3 separate regions of the Homo sapiens genome follow, and all the other regions are linked to region 1. A link is a loop called in an ENCODE intact Hi-C map of the cell type or tissue named here. Cell type or tissue: MCF 10A. All regions are shown on one strand.

Evidence for each region. Peaks named below come from ENCODE experiments on the same cell type or tissue, not always from the same donor. Only the 100,000 strongest peaks of a DNase experiment are listed, where the experiment ranks them.
Region 2: a loop joins it to region 1, with 5 times the contacts of the local background. A loop is called at or near these places in 2 of 110 quality-filtered maps.
Region 3: a loop joins it to region 1, with 11 times the contacts of the local background. A loop is called at or near these places in 4 of 110 quality-filtered maps.

What each region holds. Positions count from the first base shown.
Region 1 is chr6:133,564,581-133,572,580 of GRCh38, reverse strand. It overlaps TARID (TCF21 antisense RNA inducing promoter demethylation), which reads left to right. Exons shown (of 9, transcript NR_109982.1): 5 at 4,333-4,391. Among named protein-coding and RNA genes, the nearest start is that of EYA4-AS2, 110 kb to the right of the region's middle. In MCF 10A, CTCF peaks have their summits at 3,323 and 3,530; DNase peaks (open chromatin) are centred at 2,880, 3,240 and 3,510.
Region 2 is chr6:133,895,954-133,903,953 of GRCh38, reverse strand. No RefSeq gene overlaps it. Among named protein-coding and RNA genes, the nearest start is that of TCF21, 11 kb to the right of the region's middle. In MCF 10A, no CTCF peak of the experiment used is centred here; a DNase peak (open chromatin) is centred at 4,183.
Region 3 is chr6:133,810,068-133,818,067 of GRCh38, reverse strand. The region is part of intron 2 of TARID (TCF21 antisense RNA inducing promoter demethylation); the gene reads left to right. Among named protein-coding and RNA genes, the nearest start is that of LINC01312, 7.1 kb to the left of the region's middle. In MCF 10A, a CTCF peak has its summit at 398; a DNase peak (open chromatin) is centred at 3,077.

The sequences.
Region 1 (8,000 bases):
CTCAGGTGATCCACCCGCCTTGGCTTCCCAAAGTGCTGGGATTACAGGCGTGAGCCACTGCGCCCAGCCCAGAATTGTATTTCTTCACAAATATTTAGTAGAATCTATTGGTGTAACCATGTAGGCCAGGAGTTTCTTTTTCAGATAGTTTTAAACTATAACTTCAATTTCTTCTATAGTCATAGGACAAGTTATGTCATGTGGGTTGTTTTTAGTGGTTCTTAAGGAGTTGAGTCTCCTCCTTTAAGTTCCTTCTCCAGTCTGCTCAGGTCTCCTTGTCAGCTCTGCGGGTTCTTCTCCTCTCAAATCACAACTTCCCATATCCTTAGTAACCTCCTGCCTCAGCTTTTTATTGTAGGAAAAAAGAAGTAGCTAAACAAATACAACATAAACAGAAAACATAGAAAACAAAACTTTCATTATCCCTTCAATTAAAATTCCTCTCTCTCATTCTGAAACGCTGAAGATAGGGGTTGTGTGATCCCACTGCACCCTCCACCTTGCACACATCTTCCTTCTAACTTCAGATGTTCTGTTTCTGCTCAGGAATTGCAGAAAAATGGCTTTTCCCGTGTTGTCTAGGTTCAGGCAATGTCACAGTGTGTGATGTGTGTGGCTCACCCTGTGAGCATGATATTTTACCATTCTCATGGTGTAAGGGCTTACTTTATCAGTCTTCTCTAAGTGTTTTAAACACAATAAACCAACTATGTCTTCACATCCCTTCGGGAAAGTCAATCTTTCTTACTCATAAGGAGAAGGAACAGAAGAAAGATTTTTCAAGATAAAAATCTTATTAAGGCAACCCTCTTAGTAGAAACAAAAAAAAAAAAACCCAACAAGATGAATCAAGGAGCCATTCATTACAATAATAGAATCTTTCATTTACGAAGCATTTTACAGGTTTCAAAGTACTTTTACATTATTAGTTTAGCATTTCCAAACTCATTTGGCCCCAGGAAACTAATAATATCAAATAAGGGAATAATAGAAAGATATGATATATAAAGTATGTTTAGATTAATGTAAGTAGCAAAAAATTATCTCACAGATTAAATGGTTTCCAAAAAACAATCAAAATTAAATTTTTCATAAACTATACAGAATTCTTATGAAACTTAATTCAGGAAACACATTAGATATTTACAATTGTGTGAGATAGCCACAGTAAGTTTTATGATGTCCACTATAGAAAAGACGTTATTTTTCTCAGTTACTAATACTTTCAAATGATTATATAAAACTGTTGTGACAAAAAGTAATGGAGAACATGATATAAAATATTGAATTCATCAAATTCTTCTAATGTTCCTTTCCAGACTTTTTCTATACATGTTATTTTTTACATGCATGACACATTATCAATTCCTATTTTTCATTCAGCAAATACTATGTCAGAAACATTTTTCTAATTGCTTTGTTCATAATTCTCATTTTATTGGTTATATAGTTTTACAGGATATTGATAAGCTAAAATTTAATTGTTGCCTTTCCAACTGTTAGGCATTTAAATTATGTTCAGAGAATATCAGAGAATAGTCACCTGCATACAACTATTTCCTTTCAATTTAAAATAATACCGAACAGCAAGCAATATGAGCACGGGGATGGTGTGTCACTTTACGCTGGTCATTGCATTTCCAGTCCCTAAATCGGTGAATTGGAGGTGCTCAGTTATTACTTCTGGATTTTCCGAATGAATGGAATCCTATATTTTGAACTATGCTGCAAAATTGTTTTACAAAATGACTTGCTTTAATATTTATTAAAACTAGCAATGTATGAATATACTAGTTTCATCATGTGCTCATTAAAACTATATATTTTATTGATTTAAAAATACTTCATTATTTTTATATTTTTCTTATATAGATTGTAATTTGCATTTCTTTGGTAATGAAGTTGAATATATTTTCATGGATGTTGTCTAATAATATTTGCTCTATTTCTAATTGTTGGTTCAGATGAGGGAAATAAGATTCTGGGATGTTGGATGATAATCAAGAAATATGCACTTAAATGAAATTAGTCAAGCATCAAATCTCTTTCTGATACATTAAAATATGATCTCTACCATGACACCTCAAGCATAGTTAATTTTTTAAGCAAGTGTTTTGATTAATTTAGCTCACAATGTGTATATATGCGAGACTCTCAAGTTAAAATATTTATGGCTTGTCCTCTGTAGAAATTATAAATACATTATTCTTAAATCCCAGATTTTCATAGATTTAATTTAGTTGAATTGTCAGTGATTTTGCTCATGTTAGTAATAACCAGTAATTGCTGACTATTTTAATTCAATAAATTATTTTCTAAAATTTTAAAATGTTTTAAAATTACTTAAAATGTTTTGAGACTTAAGAGGTTTTTATTTATAGGTTAGAATCCCTCCCACTACTTATATATTTTGAGTCAGTTGTATTTTGCAAGTCACAGAGTAATTTCTGAATATTAAATATATCTTCACAGAAAACACAAACAACTTTGGGTGCTGGGGAAGAAGAATTAGCTTCTTTTAGAAGGATTTTATGGACATTGGGGCTAATAACTTTCTGCAAGTAGGTTTAAAGAGGGCTAGAATTGCAAAAATGTATGGCAAATAACGCTTTAACGTCTACCCTAAAGTTAGTTTACTTCATCATTGCTGAGATATTGAGGAAAAATTATAGTTTCATTAATAAGTTGGATGTTGCTTCTAAGTGCTTAATTTCTAGTACTTTTTGACAAATGTATTTTATGTGAAGCATATTTAAATCTGGTGTACTAGAGTTAGGGCAATAAGGCCAGGTTTAGCTAGAGGGAGCGCTGAGATTGTCTCATCGAGGGGAGCTGGTTTTAAACACCTTCCTCAGGATGATGCATGCTCCGTGGCCCTCATATGACACACCCTGCTGGGGTGACTACAAAGAGCTGAGTCACCAAAGCTCCGATCCTCACTTCTCAGTGAAACTCCTGTCAGTTGCAGTCAGGAATGATGGAATACTATCTGTAATGTTAATATTTGAGACACTGATCATAGGTTTTCGAGGGGGTCATAATTTGTACAAATATACACATGCATACACACGTATGTATACTTGTTTTCATATGGCAATATACGTGTCTCCTGTTATTCTTTTCCTGAGAACTAATGTTTTTTCTAGATGTTTGTGACAACATCACACGTATCAAGTAGGTAGTGCCGAAAAGGAGCCTGTTCCCAGCCAGGAACCGGCCACAGTAACAAAGCGGGCTGCCGTTTTCGAAAGCTTTAAGCACCTAATCTCCAGAGTGTTGTGATTGTACTCCCCCTCTTGTTTAGGCTTGGAATCATCAGTATTCATGCAGTTCGCAGAAATTCTGTGTAAAATACAATATTAATATTAAAGTATAATACATTATACCACGGCTTCTCTACAAGGCATGCTGCTTCTACTTTATTTCGTGGAATAGTTCTTAGGTTAATTTGTCAGTTGAGATTTGAGACTCTGAAAAAGAAAGATGGGGTTTTAGAGAGAATCCGAACAGTTAAAATACATCGTCCTCTGGTGTCCTTCTGAGGTATTGCCAGTGGGAAGACTTTCAGAAACCTGAATAATGAAGGGAAGGAGGAAAGAAAAGGATTGATGGCGTTTTTTCCTTTAACTGAATAAATTTTAACAATAATTAGCTTATTTCTAGGGAAGGACCTGGTGAGGGGTTCTTATGAGGAATAAAGAAACGTCTTTATTCTTATCTCACTCCTTAGGTTTTTGTTGTTGTTTTGAGACGGAGTTTCGCTCTGTTGCCCAAGCTGGAGTGCCATGCGCGATCTCGGCTCACAGTAACCTCCGCTTCCCAGGTTTAAGCGATTCTCCTGCCTCAGTCTTCCCAGTAGCTGGGATTACAGGCGTGTGCCACCACGCCCAGCTAAATTTTTTTTTTTTTTTTTTTTTTGTATTTTTAGTAGAGACAGGGTTTCACCATGTTGGCCAGACTAATCTCGAACTCCTGGCCTCATGTGATCCGCATGCCTCTGTCTCCCAATGTGCTGGGATTACAGGTGTGAGCCACCGCTCCCAGCGTAGATTTTGTTGTTATGGTTCGTGTTACTGTTGTTTTTCCTCAGCCTTGAGCCAGTTATTTTCTGCTCAAAACGTTCGACCCTATATCTTTTGGCCTCAGAGAGCAGTAAGTGCAATCAGGGTGTAATCGAACAGATATCTGTGGTGCTCCTTCTATGTGTCATGTACTGTGTTAGGTACTAAAAGAAAGATGGAGGGGATACTTGGAATTTTCTCACTTGCTCTCAAGTCTTTTCTGACTATCCAGGTTTTGCTGATTATTTAATCAAACTTGTTTTTTTCACAGACAACACGAACCTGCAAGTAATCATCCGACCAACTTCCTCTACTGCTTGGGAATTGCAGGCAAGTTCAAATTCTTCCCCCAAATTTCTCAGACTCCTCGGAGTTGTCTCAAATCTACTTGAGAATCGTTCTGTATTTCCACGTAGCCCATCTCCAGAAGCTACTGAAACACATGCATCAAAAGTCACTGCAAGTGGGAAAAGGGTCCCTGAATTCCTTCTGCGCCCCGCGCTGCTACATAAAGGGTCGTGTTGAGCCCTCGGTGGCAGAGATTTCAATCTGTTGTTTTAAAACTTATTTTATTTTCTATTTGCTTAGAGACTTATAGATGAGTCAACTTTCCTCTGCAGAAACTGAATCCTTGGTAGGATGAGGCATTCACTTAAATGAGGATCAGAAACTGGAAGAGGGGGTGGGAAAAGTCTGGAATGTTGGGTACTGTTCAGAAAACGCTGGTTGGGGAGAATGAAGAATTATGTGAAGCAGAGAGCAAGGAAGCATCATGAGGGCTCTGGACATTGCAACAGGAATGAGAGGATGCAAAATGCAGGGAGAGTGGTCAGTGCTGGAAAAGGTGTAACTATGCCAAGTGTAAGCTCTGGGTGTGGCAGTGTCATGGGGTGGCATCTCCCTCCCTCTACCCCAAGGGTTAAGTGGCCAGCAGTATCCCCAGGCCTGGGCCTGGTATTAGGGCATAGTTGTAATGGACAAAGTAATAACCAGAGGCAGTGCCCTATGCAGCCTATTATTTAGCATTAAAGGATCCAGGACTCAGTTATTAAATCCAAATAGAGAAAACCAAAAGGGACTGGGATCTGAAGCAAAGTGAATCAGAGACTGAAAGAGCAGCTGCCCTAATAAATGCAAGTATGGAAGAAATTCACAGAGCCAAGTTTCCACACCCACCGTGTTTTATGTTTGTTTGTTTGTTGTTTGGTTTGGCATGCTCATGGCCTATGCCACTGTATAGGAAACTGACATCCTGCAAATGAAAATCATATCCCCAATTCAAGTTGGTTCAGAGCCCAAAGATCCCCAGAACACTGGGTTGAATGATGCAGTAAAGTATTTTGAAAATTAGTCTGCTTTTCTCCACCTGCACATCCTCTCCCTCTTTGTAGCTTGGAGACCCATACACAATTCCAGAATCCTACAATTATTATTTTAATTAATTTGAGATGAACTAGTTCACAATACATTCTCATTATGTTCTCTGAAATCACTTCTGTTTATGTCTCTACTATAGCCCTTGTTGGAGTTTTGTTAGTTGTTTTTGTATCTACTGTTTTCATTTGTTATTAGAGCCCCTTAAAAGCAGAGACCATGTCTTCTTATTTATTTTTGTATTATTAGTACTTAGCACAGGATGTGCCTGTGGTGTTTTTTAAAGGTGATTTATCAATATTTTGCTGAGTAAATGGATGAATTGATGAGTGATTGAGGTACATTGTAATAAATGAATTGTAGATAAACTGAGACCAGGTCAATTCATTTATATTCACTTACATGGCTAGCCTTTAAGTTTCTGTTTGAGATGGGCTGTCAGGAGCTTAAACAAATTAAAAATAAGAAGAAACAATACCCCAATTAGGAAAATGTTCCATAGTGTTTAGTTTAGTATACAAAATGGAATTAAAAAGAGGCACCCTGGAATATTATAACATGTAACTCAAGCTATAAGTTCATTTTGTCCATAAGTCTCAGGTGTGCTATATTTTGGAGGAAAATCTAGGTTTGGTGGTCAGCAGTGAGAATGATGACTGATTTCTGATGGTGGGTTATCTAGGTGGGTGAAGTAGAAAATCATAGATGCCACTTCATGGCTTTTTGGGAGAGCCATTTTTATCATTTTTATTTTAAAAATGATAATTACTCTAAAACTTTTAGACCTCAAGATATATTTCTGATTAGGCACAAGTAACAATTGTAATATAGTAAAACTCAAATTAAATACCTGTAGTTTTGTCTTTGCTTCTTTCTTCTCCCCTCCATCCCCCAGCAGAATTGAATATTTTTAGATTGTTTATCTGAGTGCTGGTGTCTGATCTTGGTAAACTTGTTGACTGTGCTTACTCTGTGGGTACAATTATTTGAACAGAATCAATTCTAGTTTTCTAAATGGGCAGTTTTACTTCCAAAAATTATAAACCCTTTGCCTACTGGGATTTGTTACAATTATCTAAGTTGGTTTACTTCTTACAAAAATTATAATCCTGTGTTTCTGAGACCAATATTTTATTAATACCTGAGGAATAAGATATATTCTCATTCAGCCCTTTCCTAGTGATGATTCTTATCCTTCCTAATCTTCTTTGGGGAGTATGAAAGGAATCACCCAAGGTTGTTCCTTTTATTGCTGTTTTGAAATGTTTAGCTCTGTGCCCAGAAATTGACTATGCACAAGGTATAGGAGTAGAATATACACTCTTGATAACCTGGCTCCTTGGTCATGTGAACTGTATCTTGATATTAATACAGGAGCTACCAACAGGTTAAAAGGTACCTTAAAAATTGAGATAACCCTTTTGAGAAAAAAATATTGAACAGTTTTTCCCACTTCTTTTTCTTAAAACATTATTTGCTATGTTTTTAAAAGTTACCTAATTCAATAGTCACCAAGATTTCAGTATAATGACCCAGTTTCAAGTTTTCTAATATCAAAGAACAATTATAAACATTCATAAGGTAGAGTAAATAGTACCATATAACCTTGATATAACCATTACTCAGATTCAAAAACTATCAATAGTTTATATTTGCTTGCCTATCACTTTTTCCTTTTTTTTTTGCTGAAATATTTGAAAGCAAATCTTATATTATTTCACCTCTACATAACAATGTTTTAACATAACCACAATGACATCATAACACTTAACAAAATTAAAAATTGTTCTTGGTCCCATATAATATTCAATTAATAACTGATTTCCCGGATTGTATCAAAATATGGTTTTTACTGTTTTTTGTAGAGGTTGCACACATCCAGTGTTGAAAACATAGCCGAATTCCCACATAATACACATTGATTAGGAACATGAAGATATATTACCTATGTGAACTTGGTAAAACTTTTAAATATAATTGTGTTTTGCTATTCTCCATATCATCAACATATATTTAGAAAACAATAGTGCATATGTGTGGTATTTTTCAGATTACACACAGTGTTAGATGACCATATGTATTTGTAGTATTTGTAATAATTTTGCCACCCCTCTTTAGGCTGTGAGTCTTTGATCTAGACTAGGTATGTTAAATGGTTAGAGAAAATGCTAATTTAGATAAAGATTTGTATTTATTTTGGGATTTGTTATGTTGTTACTGTATTTTGTTACTGGTTTCATTAAGAATTATAAACTATCCTCTCTTGGTGGAATTTTAGTTATAAGCCTGGATTATTATTCTAGTGATTTTCTAAGGCTTAATGCTATGGAATACTTAATGCATGAGATAATTTTGGATCTTTTGGCATACTAAAATCTGAGAGCTTCTTTATACTTGACTTTGCACTATTCCATTTTTATAATACTTGTTAGTTACTCATATATTCCTAAATTGTGAATTTTACATTATTCAAAAGTTATTTTTATAATTAAAATGATGCTTTATGAATTAAATTCTAAAAATTATAATCTTAAGGAACTGAAACTTACTCATTGTAGAACACTT
Region 2 (8,000 bases), 330 kb before region 1:
GCATTCTAATTTGTTTTATGCATGTTTTGCAAATTTGACTCCATGAAGATGCATTATCAGAATGTTGCCTTTGTGTGTAAGCATTGTGCATGTACATAAAAATGTTAAAACTTCTTCAATAAATGAATAGATGTTCTTTTGTACATCTGCATTTGTGAAAGGTAAGATTTCTCAAGATCTCAGCTCTTAGGGTAACTGTATATGTGGTGGTGACCCATTGAGGTTTTCAATTGATCTTATCAGAAGGTTATGGTTGTTCATCATGGTATTTCAGATGGCCAGAGTTATAAAGTTGGGTACACTCAACTACCAACCATAGTGATATGCATTGATCCATTTCCTTTTCTGACCTACTTCCTTGTGAATACAATTTGTCTGCTCATAACTGTTTTGTCCATGTGACTGTCACTAGTATGCCTGAGTGCCTATGTTTGCAAAAATATATACATTATTATGGCTTATTTTATTATGTAAAGTGGCCTATGAAGCCTTCTGTTGCATTTTTATGCTTCTCAAGTAAATCCCCTTTTTAAAGTATAAATAAAAATCTTTTAAAAAATTAAATTTTTTTTTCAGAATTATATTTTTGAGATTCTGATCTTTTGGGATTCCAACATTCAGGTTTATAGCATTTGGGATTGTGTCTTTTGGGATTATGATCAGCTTCCATTAAAGGATTTGCTTGGGGTCAGAGCAGCTAGATGGCAGAGCATCCAAGCTCAAGTCTATCTATGAGCTTTTGAAAATACCACTTTTTGGTTGGTGTTATGGGTCACGCCAGTAATTCTAGCACTTTGGGAGGCCAAGGTGGGCTGATCGCTTGAGCTCAGGAGTTTGAGAACAGCCTGGGTAACATGGAGAAACGCTGTCTCTATAAATAATATTAAAAAATTAGCCAGGCAAGGTAGCACACAGTAGTCCTAGCCACTTGGGTGGCTGAGGTGTGAGGATCGCTTGAGCCCAGGACATAGAGGCTGTAGGGAGCCAAGATCGCGCCACTGCACTCCAGCCTGGGTGACAAAGTGAGACCCCGTCCCCCCCCCCCAAAAAAGGAAATATTACTTTTTAAAAAACTTATTCTAATACATTTGAATGTACCTGATATGAAATATTGAGAAGGATAGTGGAATTCAGTATCATATAATTTATGAGTTAATGTATAAGATTCAAAAGAGAAGAAAAAGCAAAAGACAGGTTCTAGAGACAAAAAGGTTTGGAAAATTGATGAACTGTTTGAGGGGATGGTCCCTAAGATGATGCAGAGGGCCTTGGGAGGTGGGGAATGAAAAATTAGCTCAGCTATCACTCTGATGGTCTATCATTCATAGTTTTTGAGTTGATTTTCCAGTAGTGGAGGTAAGTTTCTGTGAACACATCTATCATATTTAAAAATTTTTTCACTTAGGACCAAAAGTACATATTTACAAGATGGCTGCCCATATCCATGTAGCAGAATGATGGCCCACCGTATATAGCTCATCTCCAAATGGCCAGAGTCCAATTTCAGCCTTGGGAAAATAAAAACCTCCAGGACAACTACCTTAGATACAGGGAGGGATCTTTTGGAATCACTTCTTCAGATACTTGCCCACCATTGGTTAATTGGTTAGTCTGGGATAGAGGCAGGTGGGAGTGCTCCATTTTGGGCTAGCTACATGAATGGCAGGCTGAGGTGTCAGTAGCCTAGTGGTAGAGTACGGCAGGGGCAGCCAGCATGTCCTGGTAGCTGACCCTTGTGGAAACTGGCACAGCTGGCAGTTTTCAGAACACAAGATTGCCCTCCCCTGCCAGGTCCTTGCAGAAAAGTGATTGGGTCTTCTGAGGAATACTCAAGCTGGAAGTCAGGAACGTGTCCTCTAATTCAGCTATTTCCAATGTGTAGCACAGGGTCATGCATACGGTGGACACTCAATGATGATGCATATAGCCAGGCAGCCACAGATATAAGAGCAAGCCCCAGCAAGAACAGTAGAGTCCAGCTCAGAGTGAAATGAGTTACTATATATCATCATTCTAAGATGCATTTTCTCCCCAAATTTTCACTTTTTTTTTTTTTTTTTTTTTTGAGATGGAGTCTCTCTCTGCCACCTAGGCTGGAATGCAGTGGCACAATCTCAGCCCACTGCAGCCTCTGCCTCCTGAGTTCAAGTGATTCTGCTGCCTCAGCCTCTGGAGTAGCTGGGATTACAGTCACACACCACCACACCTGGCTAATTTTTGTATTTTTAGTAGAGATGGGGTTTTATCATGTTGGGCAGGCTGGACTCGAACTCCTGACTTCAAGTGATCCACCCGCCTTGGCCTCCCAGAGTACAGAGATTATAGATGTGAATTACCACGCCTGGCCCATTTTCACATTTCTAAAATCAGGATGCATCTTAACATTGGTCTCTTTGTTTCAACAATTTGTATTGTCGGAGCTATAATGGATTCAACTGCAGTTGAAGAATGTCTTTACAAAGATTATGCTCTGATTCCATATTGAAAAAATGTTATTTTATGCATAGAAAGTAATGGAAATAGAGAATCAATGTGTAGTAACAAAGGCATTTGCCATTGGAAGAATATCCATAATTCCATATTTTCTTACAAATTAACATCAAAGTGCTTTTTGGGGCATAAGAAAAAAAGTAAACAATAAGTAGATGATCCTGTGATATTTGGTTACTGAGATACATGCAAAGGATTGCCTAACACAGGCTGTATTAGTTTCCTGTGGCTGCCTTAATAAATTTCCACAAACTTGGTGCCTTCAGCTGACAATAATTTACTCTTCTCTTAGTTCTGGAGGCTGGAAGTTCAATGACAGTTTTGTTGGGTTGAAATCAAGGTGTAGGCGGAGCCATGTTCCCTTGGAGGCTTTAGGGGACAATCTCTTCCTTGCCTCTTCTGGTTTCTGGTGGCTGCTACTCTTCCTTTGTTTGTGGCTGCATCATTTAAATCTCTACTTCTGTCTTCACATCACCATTTTCTCTTCTGTGCATCAAATCCCCCTCTCCCTTTCTCTTATAAGGACACTTGTGATGGCATTTAGGGCCTACCCAAACAACCAAGGATAATCTCTCCATCTCAAAATCGTTAATCATATCTGCAAAGACCCTTCTTCCAATTAAGGTAATATTTACGGTTTCCAGGAATTAGAATCTGATTTCTTTGAGGCCACCATTTAGCCCACTACACAGGCCAAACAATGCAACTAGGGTTAGGGAAACCTCCAAATTTGTAAGAATAAGTAAAAGAAAGCTTGGTGTGACTAATTTATGTTGCTATTTTCATTATGCTCCCTGCCAAAAATATCAAGAAAGAGTCAATATTAAAACTATAGAATGGGTATCAGTTGCTTGGAAGAAAATTACAGAGATAACAGAGAACTCTTCTAAGAAATGTTCTTAATAAACCAGAAGATAAAATTGGGTGGTAAATCACTAGATATTGACCTTTCAAAGTGGAAAATTATTCAGAAGGGCCAAAGAATTTTTTTAAAAAAACTTTTGTGTGGTAGATTAATTATAAAAATAGTTCTAAATTTCCACACGTACACAGTCTACATGTTCTAAGCAAAGTGCATTTGTAGTTTCTCCCATTGAGAGGTAAAATTTATTTCCCTATCTCTTGAATCTGGGATGCCCTTGTGACTGGCTTTAGCCAATAGAACACAGCAGAAGTGGCACTATACCTGTTGTAAACCTAGGTCCAACAGGCCTTATGACTTTCTGTTCCCTCCCTAGTTGCTACAAGAACAAACTAGCCTATGGGATGATTAGAGATGCATGGTTTAGCTGGACCCAGTGGCTCACACCTGTAATCCCAGCACTTTGGGAGGCCAAGCTAGGTGAGTTGCTTGAGGTCGGGAGTTCGAGACCAGCCTGGGCAACATGGTGAAACCCTGTCTCTACTAAAAAAGAAAAAAAGCTGGGTGTGGTGGTATGCACCTGTAGTCCCAGCTACTTGGGAGGCTGAGGTGGGAGGATTGCTTGAGCACAGGAGGTGGAGGTTGCAGTGGGCCAAGATTGTGTCACTACACTCCAGCCTGGGTGACAGAGGCAGACCCTGTCTAAAAAAAAAAAAAAAAAAAATGCATGGTTTGGTTTTCCTCATACCCTAGCCAATAACTGGCCAGCCACCAGGCATGTGAGTGAGGCTGTTCTTGACCAGCTAGCTCCTAGCCAAATAGACAGCCAGCCAAAAATGTATGGGCAAGCCCCAGCAAGAACAGTAGAGCTCAGCTCAGATCAGCAGAGCCTCTTAACTAACTCAGATTCCTGAGTAACAACTAAAGCTTATTGCTTTTAAGCCACTGGGTTTCAGGATGGTTTCTTTTATGACAAAAACTGTTACATAATAAAAAGTCACAAGACTTTCATGACTGGGATTGACTAAATGATTCAGAATGAATTAGGCTCTGAATATAAAATAATTTTTGGAATATTTTAACTAGTTTATTTTGCTTATAATTTCCTTTTATGTATCCTTAATGGCAATATAGGATTAAAATAAAGTTATAAATAAGTCTAAAAGAGATCCTTAAGTAAGTATAAAATACAAATTCTAATTTTAAAAAGGCTTAATGTCATGCTTTTATTGGAAGTATTTCTTTCCTTTGTATGGCTACAGTTTTTAAAATTTCTTTTATTCTGGGACCCTCCTACATTCAAGGTAGTTTCAACAAAATAAAAGAATTCTATACTCAGCTTTCTGCCACTTTTTCACTATATAGCTCTTGGCAATTTATTTTCCATCTCTGAGTTTCAGTTGCCCTATAAAAAAAAGTGAGGATAATAATACCTCTGGGTCAGGGTTGTTTTGAAGATGAAATATGATAGCCTCTATAAATGTGCTTCATGAATGCAAATGGATGAAAAAAATTAAGAAATCTTAGTCTGTGCTGTTATTTCTTAAATGTGCCTTACAATAACATTTTACTGGCTAAAAAGTGCTAGTGATTTCCTCAATAAGATTGTTCTAGTCCATAAAGTAGATCATTTAGGTTATATGAATTTGTTTTGTTGTTATCTCTGCTCCTTCCCCACATCATAGACACAATAAGACCTGAGAACATGACCTTTTTCCAAAAACATGTTGCTCCCCATTGGAGTAGCAGAATAAACCCAGGTGGTCCATATGTAGACACCCCAGGCCTTATGGCATTGTATTATGTTTGTAGCAAACCGATTTGGGATTCTTGTTGCATTCAAAGCCTCCATTGCAAAAAGCTGCCCCAGCCAACAGCCAACCCATCTCCAGCCAACTACAGCTGATGGGATAAGAGGCATACAACTGCCTGGAGAATCTAACCACAGCCTCTAGATGAAGTCAGTAGTGGTCTCTATCTTGAAAATTCAAATTCAAAAGATATGGAGATGTAAGCTTTGGATAGTGGAGTTTGCAACTGAATTCAGTTCTTGCAGAATTGGGGCCATAGTCAGCAACTTAATAAACCAAACCTATGTGAAATCGATAGTTCAGAAGCAGTTGAAAGTGAGCCAGCACAGAAAATTAGGTTGCAGAGGACAAAATGCAGAAGACTGGCAGAGAAAACAGAGACAAGGGCCCAGAGAGCTCCAGCTCCAGAGAGGAGAGAGTTTCACTCCTAACTTTTCAGTTTCCCAGGGGATATTCCCTAATTCCTTGTTACAATTTATTTTCTGCCAGGAGATGTCAGCCAGATTCTCTGGACTATCTTTACAATACCTAATTCCCCTTTTTATTGGAGCTAGTTTGTATGGATTTTTATTACTTGTAACTATATGACCCAGTTAGTTTTAAAAAATTCTCCTGGGTTTAGAGATGTCTTAGATTGCTTTCATTCAAGGGGAATATTATTTGGTGATATAATATAAAATATAGATTTGGTCTCTGTCCCGGTTCTTGGCACAAGAGCTTCTAAGACTCTTGGAATCTCCTGAGTGATAAGAATTTTTTTTTTTTTTTTTTGCATGCTAATGAGATGGCTGGTGGCTGGAATCACTGCATGGTCCATAGACAGCTAAGGTATAGCAACTGGTTGCCTGAGGAACCAGCCTTGTGATTAGAGGGTCAGCATTTTCAGCCCCACTTCACCTCCAGGGAGGGAAAAGGGGCTGGAAATTTGAGTTCAATCCCTTATGGCCAATTGTTTAATCAATCATGACTATGTAATGGGATCTCCACAAAACCCCTAAACAACAAGGCTCAGAGTGCTTTTGGGTTGGTGAACACATCCGCTTACTGGGAGGGTGGGACACTCTGCCTCCATGGGAACAGAAGATCTCATGCTCAGGACCCTTTAAAACCTTGCTCTATATACTTCTTCATCTGGCTATTCATCTGTATCTGTTGCAATATCCTTTATAATAAGCTATTCTTTGTAATAAACTAGTAACTGTAAATAATAAACTAGTTCATCTGTGTCCTTTGTGATATCCTTTATAATAAACTAGTAACTGTAAATAAGTGTTTGTGAGCTGTTATAGCAAATTAGCAAGGAGTTAGCATCAGAATTGAATTGTAGGACACCCAGTTGGTGTCCATAGAGAATTGGAGAATCCATTTGTATGTGGGAAAACTCCACACATTTGGTGTCAGAAGTGTTGTGACTGTACAGAAAGGGAGAGTTTTTCTTTTAGGGAGGAAAAGTATGATTGTTAAGAAAAAAAAAAAAGACTAGGTGCAGTGGCTCAAACCTGTAATCCCAGCACTTTGGGAGGCCGAGCGGGTGGATCACCTGAGGTCAGGAGTTCGAGACCAGCCTGGCCAACATGGTGAAACCGCGTTTCTACTAAAAATACAAAAATGAGCTGGGCATGGTAGTGGATGCCTATAATCCCAGCTACTTGGGAGACTGAGGCAGAAGAATCGCTTGAACCCAATATTAACTAGTGTCTATTATGTTCCAGGCATTGTCCAATTACACATTATCTCACAAAAGTAGTCATTATTATACTCATTTTAAAGAGATGGAAGAACCAAGGTCCTGAAAGGTCTAGTATCTTGTCCAAGAACTCAGTCAAAAGCTCTTTCCACTATACCAGTGTCTCACCTACATCTGTGAAAAGCAATACATTACTTCCTCATCACCAACTGGATTAATTTTAAAATAAGGTCATGTAATCTGCTTAGTGTCTCAAATCATTTTCATTATCAAAGCACATTTTAAACTAATGATTCTAGTCTACGGGCCATGTAAATTAACATCTAGTAATATATTTTACTGGAAAAGGAGAGAGCATATTTCGTGAGTGCTGCAAACAATCCACCACCACCTGATTTCACCCAGTCCCATCATACCTACTTGCTTTATTCTTTTCTCAAATGTGCGCCCAGACTTCAAGGTAAGAGGTTCAAGTTCAAGTTCAATTTAACCACAACAGCCCATTGTCACTTTGCCCCATTACTCTCTATCTTATCTATCTTATAGCCTCAAAGAGTTAATGATTCATTCATGATTCAACATTTATTGAGGTGTCAGGCACTACACTGAGTGCTGGGTACAAAAGACCGCCTGACACTGTTTTTGAGAAGTCTGTTCTCGTCACTCTGGGGCATTCTAAAGGGATGCTCTCTCCTCCTTTTCCCACCCTTTCTCCCCGTTCGGCCCTGAGAGGGGCTCTTAAATAGTCCTTGGAGGTGGTTAATCTTTCGGTGAACTGGAAGGAGGGTGGGCCCGCGCAGCCTGCCCAGACCCAAAGATCAAAGGCGTGTTCCTCCAAACGCCTGAAGGAAGCCCGGCGGACTCTGAAGAATGCTGCTGGCAACCAGCGAGTTTCCAAGGGCAGAGCCAGCATTTGGAGCGAAGGATGCAAAGCTAAGAAAGGATGTTGGCAGGCCAGCTGCGCCCCGCTCGCACCTGGGTTCCCCGCGGTGTGGGGACGTAACCCAGAACCTGCCCTGCGCCTCATCCCTGAGCCAGCGGATCTGCAGCGGGACACGCACCCGCTGGCCCGGAGATTGCACCCGGAAAGGGACGGAAAGGAGGCTGTGCGGACTGAGGCTCAGAACTCCTTCCCCGTCTCGCCTACTTC
Region 3 (8,000 bases), 250 kb before region 1:
GGCTCCAAGACAGACACAAGCTGGGAGTCTTTGCTTTCACAGGATAATTCCTTTTAATCCAGTACATAGTAACAATTTTTGGATTTCTTCTTCACTCTCAGTTCTCCCCTCTGCAACTGTTCTGTTCTACTGCACCATACTGGCACTGTGGTTCTAGGAAATACCCTGACTCTAGGGCCCAGGTCCTGGCATTTTTTTTTTTTTTTGAGACAGTGTCTCACTCTGTCGCCCAGGCTGGAGCACAGTGGGGGACTCTCGGCTCACTTCAGCCTCCATCTCCCAGACTCAAGCTGTCCTTCCGTCTCAGCCTCTGGAGTAGCTGGGACTTCAGACGCACGCCACTGGCATGCGAGAATTTTTACTTCTCCAGGTAGGTAGGTATTACCCAGGCCCAACCCGCTGCATGTGCAGTGCCTCACTTGTCCAGTAGGGGCGCCAGCCACACTATGTTTGGTTTAAACTCTAAATTCCCTTTGGGTCTGGGGTCCAGACTGTGTAACGTTCTTTCTCTCTGCAATCACTCCTGAAACACATTTTTATTTTATTTTAAATCCTTAATTTATTTTATCTACTTATTTAAAATTCTTATAACACTATTACATTAGCTGGCAGATTGCATAGGAACAAAATAGTACCTGAGGCTCTGAGTTTTTAATTATGGAGCAAAACATTTGATTAAGATACAGATGTTCAGAATAAGGTTCCTAATTCTTTTTCTTTTTCTTTTTCTTTTTTTGAGACGGAGTCTTGCACTGTTGCCCGTGCTGGAGTGCAGTGGCGCGATCTTGGCTCACTGCAAGCTCCGCTTCCTGGGTTCACGCCATTCTCCTGCCTCAGCCTCCCCCGAGTAGCTGGCACTGTAGGCATCCGCCACCACACCGGGCTAATTTTTTGTACTTTTTTAGTAGAGACGGGGTTTCACCGTGTTAGCCAGGATGGTCTCAATCTCCTGACCTCATGATCCGCCAGCCTCGGCCTCCCAAAGTGCTGGGATTACAGGCGTGAGCCACCGCGCCTGGCCAGGTTCCTAATTCTTAAGAGCTGGAGTCATCTTTGCCTAAAAATTTGCTGTTGCCCTGACAAATTGTTTGGTCTGACTCTGCCAGCACCCTTCTATTTTTAAAAAGGGTATTTTGGCCAGGCATGGTGGCTTACAGTTGTGATCCCAGCACTTTAGGAAACTGAGGCTGGAAGATCGCTTTAGAACGGAAGTTCAAGATTAGCTTGGGCAACATAGTGAAACCCTGTCTCTACAAAAATAAAAACAATCAAACAAACAAATAAAAATGGTATTTGTGTTTAATGTGTCATGAATGAAACATTTTCCTTCTCCTTCAGTTTGCAGCTGAGAGGGAAGTCCTGACATTACAACAGCATTGTCCATTATAGAAGCAGCATCTGCAGGCCTGTTCTTCCTCTCCCACTGCCAACTCATTATGGATATATTGGGATGCATAGGTATCCAAAGCTCATTAAATACACAGTAAAAAGTTGGACAGGAGAAAAAGGGGTCAAAATTTATGCAGAACTCTCTCAGAGAAGCTAAAAGGCAAGAAGGTCAAAGTTTCCCTGTGTGTGTTTCAAATTTTTTTAAATGAAAGAAGACACTGTTTTTATGTTCTGTGTGTCCAAGTGTTAACAGAATGAGAAACACTTTTTGTTCACATTCCCTTGTAACCTTGAACTGAGAATGTTGAAGTTTTCGTCTTTCTTTTTTATTGCATCCCACAAAAAGGTTATTCCAAATGCACTTGGCAATATTCAGACAAGCTATTTCCTAATTCTCAAAATAGCTTTTGTTTTGAGTGTTTCCCAAAAGTCTTAAAATATGTTCATGTTCATGAACTGTATATATGCTTCATTACTAAACTTTTTGATTGAAAATCCTTAAAGGAAAAAATGAAACTTGAAGAGCAAAGATTTTTAAATATTGTAAATCTAGATAAGCAGAAAAGCACATTAAAATATCATCTTTTTACTAATAAATAGAAATCAGCTTAAAGTTATATACTCAGAAAAGAACCTCATCAATACTAGAAAGTTAAATTTTTGTTGTTCCTATTGTAAATCATACTAATTTATTGAGTTTTCAACCACAGAATATTTTTACTTAACATGAAATTACTCATGGAGTAGAAAACAAAGTAATATTATGAAATCATTCAAAACTGCATGTCCTTTTCGAAGCATTCCACATAGTGTGGATTTTCTTCTAAGGTAACACATTCTATTTTCTGAAATTGTAAACTCATTCATTTACTCATTCAACAAATACTCATTGAGTGTCAGCTGGCACTGTACTGGTACTGATAATATAATAGTGGAGGAATTAGACATTAATTAGAAATAATCACACAAAACTATGTAATCACAGATTGGGATCTGTATGATGAGGGAAATAAGTTGGGAGTCTTGAGAGACCTGACTGAGGCTGAAGAATTGGGAAGAACCTTGTGAAGAAGTAACCCTTGAGCTGTGATGCAAAGGATGAGTAGGAGTCAACCAGGCACACAGTGAGCCAGGACAACGTGTACCATGGTCCTGGCATGAGGAGCACAGCATCTGTGAGGACCTGAAGGAAGACTAATGTGCCCAGGGCACAGAAGGTGAGGGAGTCTGTGTCCCCTGAGTTCAGCCAGGTCTGGATCTTGTTGGATCTGAAACCGTGCTGAACATTTTGATTTTATGTTAAGCCCAAAGTAAGTTTTTAAGGTATTTTAAGAAAAAAGGGAGAAAGACCATATGAGCATTTAAAAAGAATTACTCTGGCTATATTGTGGAGGATAAATTAGAGAGGGAGATAGGTGTGGATGAGAGAAAGCCAGATGAGGAGTTGTATTAGTCCATTCTCATGCTGTTATGATGAAATACTTGAGACTTGGTAATGTATAAAGAAAAGAGGTTTTTCTTTATAACTCACAGTATAAAGACTCACAATTCCACATGGCTGGGGAGAGCTCAGGAAACTTACAATCATGGTGGAAGGCACCTCTTCAGAGGATGGCAGGAGAGAGAATGAATGCCAGCAAGCAGAGGAAATGCCAGATGCTTATGAAACCATCAGATCTTGTAATGACTCACTCACTATCACAATTACACAATGGGGGAAGCCGCCCCCATGATTCAGTTACCTCCCACTGGGTCCCTCCTATGACACCTAGGGATTATGGGGATTATAATTCAAGATGAGATTTGGGTGGGGCATAGCCAAACCATATTAGGGGCTATTAAAATGGTGCAGGGGAGAGTTGTCAATAGTAGCAGTGGAGAGTAAGTGATAAGTACAGAGGTTCAAGAGATTTTTAGAAGCTAAAATCAATAGGAAACTTTCTAGAGGTCTCACATAGTGAACCTTAGAAGTATGGGCAAAAGCCTAAGTTGATGAGGCACTCATCTTCTTCTTTGTTGAAAGGTACATGGCATTTATGTGACATCAGCAGAGGCAGCTGCTGAAGAAGGTAGACAGGTAATAGGCCATTGTATGCCAGAAGTTTCAATCAGAAACAGAACAGCCAAAGTTAAGGCAAGATAGTGGCCAAGCTAAGGCGAGCAGCAACAGCTGGGATCTCTCTTGGGAAGGCTCCTTGAATGAAGCAACTAAGTTGACATTCAATGCAGGCTGTATATGGGGTGGTTTAGATTCTCAGGCAGATCTGCTCATTTGCCAAAGTAACCCTAGAAAGCTAAACCTGCCAAGCCACCTGACTTATCTCTGTAACTGTTTGATGTGTTCTCTCTCTTTCTAGGTTGCAACACAATAGTCAGGGTTCCTCATCCCTCCCTCACTGAAGAGAATTTAATGTTCTAGAAAGATTTTGGAATAGGGAGTCAAAAGGTTGGGGGCTAAATGCTAGTCCTGAATTTTTTTAGTAGTGTAAAGTTTAGAGGTACAATTTCTCTCCTATTTAAACTATGGTTAATAAGATCTACAACCTTGCAGTGTGGTTGTGAAGATTAGGTAACAGGTACTCTGCAAATGGTAGCAACAGCAATAATAATAATAAGTAATAATTTTTTATTGTTGAAATATACTTTTCTTTCACATCTTTTTTTAAATAGTTATTTTCGAGATAACTTTTTTCACAATTATAGCTTCAGCTATATCTTTATTTGGCAAATGTTGCATACTAGTTAGGTGCCAGATACCATAGAAGGTGATGAAGATAAAGTGCAGGAGATGAATATATTCTCTGTCCTCACAGACTTTTTATTTTAAATTTTCATTTTATATGTATATTTTTTGAGACAGAGTCTTGCTCTGTTTCCCAAACTGGTGTGCAGTGGCATGATCTCGGTTCACTGCAATCCTCTAGTGCTTCATGCAGGGGCAATGGTGAGCACCTGCTAACTTATAACATTCCCACCAGCCTCCCTCACTTTCAGTCTATGCTGCCAGCCCCTGTTATATTAGCCTTCTGAAAGCATTGGTGTTATTACTTCCTGCTTAAGTTCAGTGGCTTCTCCTTATCTATCAAAGTGAACTCTGTAGCCTTGTATTCAAAGTTTACTGTAACCTAGTCTCATTTTATGTCTCCAGCTTTTTCTTCTATTATTCTTACCCATGTTTCTTAATGCAAACAATATTGGCCTTTGGGAGGGAATATTATTGGTTGAACCATAATGTCCCAGGAATTATAGAGCATTTAGCCACGCTGAGCCCATCCACTAAGTGCCAGGAGAACTCTCTGGGCATTATAAAATAATAAACATGTCCACAAATTTTGGAGAAGGGAAGAAGACTGTCCCTGGTTGAGAACTCCTATGACTACACCATTAACAAAAGACAACATGTATTTATTGAGTCTGCACCACTCTGTTATTTCCTTATTTAATCCACATAACAACTGCCTGAGCTAGGTGTTATTTTTATAAATATAGATATTTGGAGAAAAGTTTGGCTCAGGAAAGCGAGAATTACATAGCTACTGAGAGAAAGAGAGCTGGCTCAAAATGTTCACTTGTATACTTCATCCAAACTGGGCTAATATGCTCTGTTTTATATTGATTCTCTTCATTCTGCTTATTCTGCCTGATATGGTTTGGATATTTGTCCCCTCCAAATCTCATGTTAAAATGTGATCTTCAATGTTGGAGGTGGCCTAGTGGGAGGTGTTTGGGTCGTGGGGACAGATCCCTGCCACCCTTTTGGTAATGAGTGAGTTCTTGCTTTATTAGTTCACATGAGATCTGGTTGTTAAAGGAGCCTGGCACCTCCTCCTCTCTCTCTCTCTTGCTCCCTATTTTGCCATGTGACACGCCTGTTCCTTCTTCATTTTCTGCCATGAGTAAAAGCTTCCTGAGGTCTCACTAGAAGCTGAGTAGTTGTGGGTGCCATGCTTGTACAGCCTTCAGAACCGTGAGCCAAAGAAACCTCTTTTCCCTAGAAATTACTCAGTCTCAGGCATTCCTTTATAGGAAAAAAGGAGTACATTGCCCAAATACCCCTAATTTCTTTCTTTTCTTTTATTTTTTCCTCCCTCCCTCCCTCCCCTTCCCTCCCCTTCCCTCCCCTTCCCTCCCCTTCCCTCCCCTTCCCTCCCCTTCCCTCCTCTTCCCTCCCCTTCCCTCCCCTTCCCTCCTCTTCCCTCCCCTTCCCTCCCCTTCCCTCCTCTTCCCTCCCCTTCCCTCCCCTTTCCTCCCCTTCTCTCCTTCCTTCCTTCCTTCCTTTCTGTTTTGCTCTTGTCGCCCAGGCTGGAGTGCAATGGCGCAATCTCAGCTCACTGCAACCTCCGTCTCCTGGGTGCAAGTGATTCTCCTGCTTCAGCCTCCTGAGTAGCTGGGATTACAGGCATACACCACCACACCCAGCTAATTTTTGTACTTTTTAGTAGAGATGGGGTTTCGCCATCATGGCCAAGCTGGTCTCAAACTCTTGACCTTGGGTGATCCGCCCACTTCAGCCTCCTAAAGTGCTGGGATTACAGGCATGAGCCACTGCACCTGGCCACCCCTTGCCCTGTCTTCAAGCATGAGTTTCTATACCATTCCCTTTAGAAACTCTTCCCTGACCACATTAACCAGGGACCTTTAAGGAGCCCTGTGATGCTTTCTCCTGCTGCTCAGCCTTTTCCACAGCTTGCATTGAACCATCCTCTGTGCACCCTCTTCTCCTCCCATGTTGGGGTATACGCTCCTTAAGGGCAGGACTAATAATATTGAAGCCATTGGGTTGTCATGAGAAGTAAATAAGAATGTATGACATATTCAGCAAATTAATGGGAGCTAGTGGAAGTAATAATGAAAATAGTTACATATCAGGGCTTTAAAAAAATCAACGCAAATGTTTTTCAATGCTGACTTAGGCATTTTCCTGAAAGTCCAGGACTGAATTATCTCTTTACGGGTATGCCTGGGGATGGTGTCCATGAAGTGATTTTGGTTTCAATTCTCACTTTTCTCACACTATTCAGGTTGGTTCTGAACCTGGGAAAACACAGAACTATAGGGCAGGCTTTCCCTAATACTCCCTGGTAAGCTCCTCTATAAACCTGGCTATCAAAGTAAAAGAGGAGAGCTCTTATTCTGATCCTCACAGGAATTTCACTGGGTCATTGTACATCTAACTGTAACTCTAGAAGATTTTGATATGAAACCAACCACTCATCTATATATCCACTTATCCATTCTTTCTTCCTTCTAGTCATCCATCCACAGGCCATTTGGCATTTTTAAATGCCACCTACGTATCTGTATTATGCTAGGAACTAGAGCTGAAATGAGTACGAAGACATAGTTTCTGTCTTCAAGAACATTATAGTCAAGAAGGTCAGAGAGAAATGTAACACATTCGGTGAACACAGTTATCAAGTCAATTGTAGAAGCATGCGTAAAATGCAGTCTTCTGGATCTCTAGACTGCCAATAGACTTGAGGACTATTCTTAGTCTTTAAAAGAAGTGATAGAAAACAGCTTGCTTTGTCTAGTAAAGTAGGGTCATCCATTGTGTAAGTTAACTGTGAAGTTAGAGGGATCAGTGCACACAAGGCCAGCCTTATTTCTGATACCAGTTGCAAATTCAGGGGATTCCCAAAACCACTTCAGGTTTGATAACTTGTGAAAAGGGCTCACAGAACTCACTAAAAGCTGTTATGCTCACAGTTATAGTTTTTGGAAGGGAAAAGAAACAGATTAAAATCAGCCAAAGGAAGAGACACATAGGGAATGTATAGGAGTACATCAAAGAGGGAGCTTCCAGTTGTCCCCTGTGGTTGACTCAGGACAGCATTATTTCACTAGTGTCAATGAGTGACTATGCATGGAATACTGCCAGTCAGGGAGGTTTACCTGATGTCCAGAGTTTTTATTGGGGCTTCATCCTATAGGCATGACTGATTGCTCATATAGCTGATCTTAGTCTCCTGTCTCTCCAGAGGTCAATCGATACCATATGACCCAAAGTCCCCACCCTAATGACATTGTTATTATTAACTCAATCAGTAGCCTAATAAGGCTACCTGGTGTTTCCAGCCCCCACTCTAAATCAAATTGTCAGGCTATCCAATGTGATTCAAGTCTGCCAGGCAAACAAAGACACTCCTATTGAGCATGACATTCCAGGAGCTCAGAGATTCCTTCCAAGTAGCCATGGACAAGGCCAGACCTCTCTTTGGGCAAGGCTAAATTCTTTACCACAAATTCATCTGTAGTATTTTCAATTTAAAAATTCTCACAGTTTATAGTAAGTGAATTTTTATTGTCTGCTCATAGTCATCTACCTAAATGAATTTTGGAAGTTCTGCTCAAGGGTTGAGGATGAAGTGATGAAGATGAGTAGATGAGTTTAGGGGATTATCAGATACATTATTTGGGATTTTAGTTACAAATAATAAAATCTCGGCAGCTCTGGTTTGAGAAAAAAAGTGGGATTTATTAGGAGGATAAGTTCATGGAATTCATATATGTGCTTCTTTCTTCCTGTAGTCCAGAAAGAGGAACTTGGTCACTCCATGGTTCAGGATATATATGATTTAGGTCGAGTAAAGGAGACACTGATTATTTCT